Linked DNA regions of Mus musculus: region 2 is linked to region 1. The links are chromatin loops, found by intact Hi-C in ENCODE. Cell type or tissue: left cerebral cortex. All regions are shown on one strand. Each heading gives the region's core, and the rest is flanking DNA. Links, peaks and the distances in the headings are about the cores only.

The links. Hi-C counts contacts between places; a loop is a spot of excess contacts. Peaks named below come from ENCODE experiments on the same cell type or tissue, not always from the same donor. Only the 100,000 strongest peaks of a DNase experiment are listed, where the experiment ranks them.
Region 2: a loop joins it to region 1, with 2.2 times the contacts of the local background. A loop is called at or near these places in 4 of 42 quality-filtered maps.

Annotation. Positions count from the first base shown.
Region 1 is chr7:135,536,363-135,539,278 of GRCm38, forward strand. It overlaps Ptpre (protein tyrosine phosphatase, receptor type, E), which reads left to right and starts at 1,462. Exons shown (of 21, transcript NM_011212.3): 1 at 1,462-1,754. In left cerebral cortex, for the core only: CTCF peaks have their summits at 1,355 and 2,212; DNase peaks (open chromatin) are centred at 1,106, 1,393 and 2,119; H3K4me3 peaks cover 1,428 bases; H3K27ac peaks cover 1,006 bases.
Region 2 is chr7:135,586,525-135,589,440 of GRCm38, forward strand. All of the region lies in intron 1 of Ptpre (protein tyrosine phosphatase, receptor type, E), which reads left to right. Among named protein-coding and RNA genes, the nearest start is that of Mir1962, 22 kb to the left of the region's middle. In left cerebral cortex, for the core only: no CTCF peak of the experiment used is centred there; DNase peaks (open chromatin) are centred at 1,497 and 2,533.

The sequences.
Region 1 (2,916 bases), core at 263-2,762:
GAATGATGTGCACGTGAAAGGTGTTACAGCTCTGGAGAAGCCCCCGGAAGCAGGGGTGAGTGAGGCAGGAAAGGAAGAAGACCCAATTTCCCAATTCAGGTCTTCAGAGACAGAGGTGCGTGGGGCAGAGAAGGAAGACCTGAGCTTGGGTCCTGGAACATGGGCAAGGAAGAGCATTCTTAGCATTCTGGAGGGTTCCACAGTTCTTCAGGCTTCCAGTCTACAGCTCTGTCCAGTACAGGCTCCAGCCAACTTAGGAGTTGACTGATGGCCCTTTGAAACTGTCACCTTATAAGTCAGCTTGGCTCTGCAGCTCTAACAGCAGTAAACTGAAGGGTGAGGTAATATCCCACGCATGCCTTTCTTGCCATTCATTTACTTATTCCCTCCTTCATTTATAAGCTCTGCAAGCAAGGTCCCCAACACAGAAACAGCATCCCCATGAGGCTATGCCCTGGCCCAACCAAACAGGTTCAGAACCAAGATAGACACCATGGCTTTGTTGTGCTTTCTGCCTTCCAGTCAGGATGTTTTATTTCTGTTGCTGAGAAAAAATATCGGGGGGGGGGGGAGTAAACTCTGGAAGAGAGGATTTCTTTGATTCACAACTTCAAGCTACAGTTCACTATTTCAGGGAAGTCCAGAAGGAAACTTCAGACATCACCTACAAAGTCAAGAGCAAATGGATTAAACCCACCCTTGCGTGCCCAATGCCATTTAGCCTTCTCCCTTATACTGTTCAGGACCCCGGTCTTAGGGAATGGTGCTGCCCACAGTGGAATGAGATTCCCTTTATCAATTAACAATCCAAACAACCTCCAATGGGCATGTCTGAAGCCCAACCTGATCTAGATGATTTCCCCATGAGTCTCAATTCTAGGTTGTGTCAAGCTGGACTTCGTTTATAGTCCAAACTAAACCACTATGAAATAATTCCCCAGAGCAGCAGATCTGGTCCCTGTACTGCGCTCTGCTCCATGTGTGTTTAATTTTGCCAGACATTTCTTACTAATTGTATACCCCCAGCACCCACCATGGGGCGCCCGCACACTCTTTTTCTGGGAGGGAGTGTCTAACATTTCTCAGCTCTGCCGACTTCTCTGAAGCAGGGCTGTTACCACGGGTCCCAGCCCTGCTTTACCAGTTGCGAAACCTTAAGTGCCACACTACTTTGTGGTGTCCAGAGCTAAGGCTAAATAGAAGGGACGTTGAGTTTTCTCTATGGCTCGTCTGAGTGCCATCACCTTTTAGGATCCTCCCTGATAGAGTGTCCAGTCAGAGTGCCAGGAGAGAGGGCATGTTCCTGCATCCTCCCAGTGTAAAGGCCAAAGCTCCAGGAGGGTGAGCGCCCGCGGTGCGCTCCCAGAGCCAGGCACCAGGCGTCGCCGTCGCCCCTCGCAGCTCCACGGCCCCGCCCCCGCCGCGGAGCTGGAGCTGGAGCCGGAGCCGGAGCCCTAGCCCAGAGCTGGAGGCGGCCGGACCGGGCCAGACAGATTTCCTGCTCTCCTGTAGGGCTGAGGGCTGCCGGCTGCGGGCTACGGGCTGCGGGCTACAGGCTACGGGCTACGGACTGCGGGCTGCGAGAGAAGTCACCGGCGGCGCAGGTACCTCACTGCCTACGCGCGTCCCCACGACCCTCCCTCGCGCCGGCGGGGACAGCGGACGCCCCGGAGCGGAGCGCGTCGGGCGGGCGCCCGGGAGATGCGGAGTCGCCGCGGCGGAGCGATCGGGGCTACAGCACCGGTCCCTGGGAGGTGAGTGGCGCGGTGAGGGTGGGTGGCAGTACGTCCGGAGATGGCCGTGCTCCCCGTGCACATTGAGCAGACCGGGATATCCTGGGCCACTGCCAGGGAGAAACGGGTCGTTGTACGGGAGCTGCGTCCGAGCCAGGTCCTTGCCATCCTCCTAGTGTACAGGATGCTAGCGACTGTAGACCCTGCGACCCCAGCTACCTGCTCGAGACGCGGTCCGAACTTGGCTACCACCTAGGCAGCTCTCTCGGTGAATAGCTACACAGAGGGCGTGTGTCTGTGGGTGGCGACTGTAGGAAGAGGACAACAACCTGGGGATGTGTGTGAACGCAGTGGAAACGGGAGTGGGTTCCAACCGGTGTGTTGGGGGCTGCGCACGCAGGGCTTAAGACTGGAGCTTTTCCAGAAAGTGACTCGAGTTGCGCCAACTCCCGGCGCAGCGGGGGCGCTGCGGGGATGCTGGCGCCCGGTCTAGGGCCGGGAGCCTTCCCCGGCAGGCGTCAGTTGGGGATTCAGGGTCAAGGTGGAACCTGGCAGGTAGCTCAGGTATGACGCCACGAATTGCAGTCCGTAGGGGGACCTGAGGAGGTCCTGAAGCCAAAGGCCAGCGGTACCCATCTTGGTGCTTCCTGGGACCATCTGGGGAAGGCTTGGAGACCCACAGGGTGATGAGGTAGAGCCAAGCCTGAGGACTAGGGACTGGATCTGACCTAAATTCCTTTCAGTCATGAAGTATTGTTCTAGAGAGGTTAGAGTGTGATGCCTGTAGGTTTATATTGATTTATAACGACTCTGTAAGTGTTGGAACCTCAGCAACTACAGGAAGAAAATGGAGCCTTGACTGTGTCGGAGAGTTTGAAGGAAGACCAGCAAAGGGTGCTCATGTGTTCTAGAAATGATTGTGTCTCTTGCCTAGTCACTAATGTCCTTGCACCTAAGTGCCTCGTGACCCAAGGTGCCTGGACACCTTTGCAACAATGTTTATGCATTTATTTTCCTACAATGTAAAAACCTATGCTTAGTTAAAGTGGAGCTGGGAAATGGGGGTGGGAATGTTTTTCCAAAGCTGAGGGACTAAGCCAAAGGGGGCATGAAACAGTAGGTTGCTGGTGGCTGCCAAGGTCCCTCAGCTTTCAGGACATGGACAAAAGGCTGGGTCTCTCAG
Region 2 (2,916 bases), core at 310-2,809, 50 kb after region 1:
CAGCCCTGTCTCTCCACAGCTAAAGTGCTTTTCTCCACTCTTCCTGTGGGCCCCACCTCTGATGCCTGGAGTCAACAGGGAGGGCTAGAGAGGGAAGGAAACCCCACCCTGCCCTTCCCCACCCCCACTATGACCCCCTTCCACGAGCCCAGCCTCCATCCTGCTGGCTGTTATTTAGGCGATTTGTGTTCTCCCCCACTAGGCATGTTAGAGAAAGAGAGCCCAATTGTATCATTCTTGGTCTAAATGGATTTGGGGGTAGATGCTGCCTCCCCAACTTGCTCCTGGCTTCATTCCACTGTGACATAACCCATGAGGTTATAATAAAAGTAACTGGGTGGCTGAGAGCATTAAATTGAAACACTTCTTTGGAAACACCAGGCAGGTTCGGACTCAGCAAGTGCTGGGTCCCTTCCCCTGGAGAGAGAAGACTGCAATTGTGCCTCAGTTGGGTCCTGAGCTTCCTGACTGAAGTGAAACAAAGGCTTGTATTGTTCTAGTCCCTGTGAAAGAACATTCCTAGTCTTTCAGGAAATGCAAGCCTTTTTTTCTGGTACTATGTACTATATGGTCCAAGACAACTTTTATTCTGTAAGCAGTTAGGATTTGCAACCATGATTCTTATCCTTCCATTCCCCCACTAAAAAGGCAGTATATCTCCTTAGCAACTGTATAGCAGGTTTGCATCAGCCCTTTGATGAAAGCTTCTAACCTGAGATCTGATACTGTGATACTCAAATTGGAAGGCTAATGGAGTCAAGACTGCACTGGGCTAGTCCATCTTTTCACCTTTTATTGCCTTACACTAATAACATGCATAGAGAGATGGGGGATGGAAGGAGGCCTGGAGGAAGGGAGAAAGAGAGGGGGAGGGGAGGGGGAGGGGAGGGGGAGGGGAGGGGGAGGGAGGAGGGGGAGGAAGAGGGAGGAGGGGGAGGGGGAGGATGAGGATGAGGGGGAGGGAGGAGGGGGAGGGGGAGGAAGAGGGATATTCCAAGAGGGAGGGCGCTGTCCACTCTGTTTGATGGCTCCATTTTCTGTGGGGTTTAGTGAGTGCAGGGCTCATGGAAATGCTCTAGGGCAGTGGTTCTCAACCTTCCTAATGCTGTGACCCTTTAATGCAGTTCTTCATGTGGCAGTGACCACCCAATCATAAAATTATTTTGTTGCTACTTCATAGTTGTAATTTTGCTACCTTTATCAATCATAATGTAAATATTTGATGTGCAGGAAATCTGATATTCCACCCCCCTTAAGGGGTCTCAACCCAACCCTGAGAACTAAGGTTCTAGAACTTTGGAAGATCTAGGTGAGGCAGGAGGCCTGGCTGGTCTGCATTGTTTTCACTTGGAGTCTATGAAGGAGAAGGTCGCTCTAGGGTCATTTGTGCTGGAAAGTCACAGTGGCACTGAGCTGGGACCTGAGGGAGCTGCTGCCACAGGCCTCAGCACTTTATGAAAGAGCTTGTGGGCTCCATAGCATCGTGGCTTTGTTCCCAGGGCTGCTGGCCAGGGAGGCAGAGCCAGAGCCTTCCTTCCAGGGATGCTGGCATTGGTAGGTGAGGATGCCTCTTTCTCTCTCCTTGCCTAGAAATCCCCAAATTTGGCTTTATTTGCAACTTCAACCCAAATGTGCAGAAGGTTAACTGAAATCTTATGCCTTTTTTATAGAGGAATTCAAAACACAAATGGATGAATGCACACACACATAAGCACATTCATGTAAGCACATGAACATGCATCTCACATGCATACATACACACATACCATATACTCATATGCATACATGTACACAACATGCACACATACCACATATACATGTGCTATATGCACACACAACATGCACACTTTCATACATGCAGGCACATTGAACATGCACACATACATGTAATGTACACATATGCATACATACCACATACACACATGCTATATACACATACAATATGTACATTCTCACACATACAGGCACATATACATGCATATCACATGCACACATACACATATACCATATGCATATATACCCCCACACATACATATTATATCCACATACAACATGCACACTCTCATTCATACAAACACAGTGTGTGCATGTACACACACACACACACACACACACACACACACACTAGCATAAGAGCCTGAATGTTTCTCTCTGACACATACAGGCCTCCACCAGGAGAAGCAAAGGGGAGGAACCCCAGAGAGACACCTCGCTCACCACACTGGGGCTCACCACACTGGAGCTCACCACACTGGGGCTTTCTGGAACTGGGTTGCTGGGTGTCCCCAGAAGTACGCTCAGTCCCCGAAGCTGGCCAGTGGCAGGCAGTTGCTTTGAGGATTCTTGCATCACCCACAGCTCTGTGGGGGTTGGTTGGCGTTTTCAGAATTAATCAGAAGCACAACTCCAAGCTAAGTGCTCTAGTCACACAGTCTAAGCCACCACGACCGGGTGCCTGCCCTCTGAGGCCAGCCCATCTTTCCTCCCACATCTTCTATCCCAGGGGACTGACTTCCCTATCACCACCATCATCAGTGCACACCCTGCACATTTTTGCTTAGCTGGGAGCAGCTCCTCAAATCCACCAGTGGAGCAGATGGTGATAGGAAGCTGCTGGTGCATCAGTGGCCACGCCCCAACTGGAAGGGTGGCTGGGCACTGCTAACAAAACCACACTCCCCCAACTCTGAAGCTTCTGCTATTGACTCTGCTTGTGTTCCCCTTACTCTGAGCTGAATTTGCTAGAAGTTTGCAGACCCTCGTTGTGACTACATTCACAAAAGCCAACCTGGTATTGTCCTCTTGTTCTTAGGTGGATAATGGACCTTTTATGGGGAATATCTATTGGAGAAGCTCTTTGTGTGTCTGTGTGTTAGATGTGTGGTATATGCATCTGTGTATATGTTGGATTGTGGT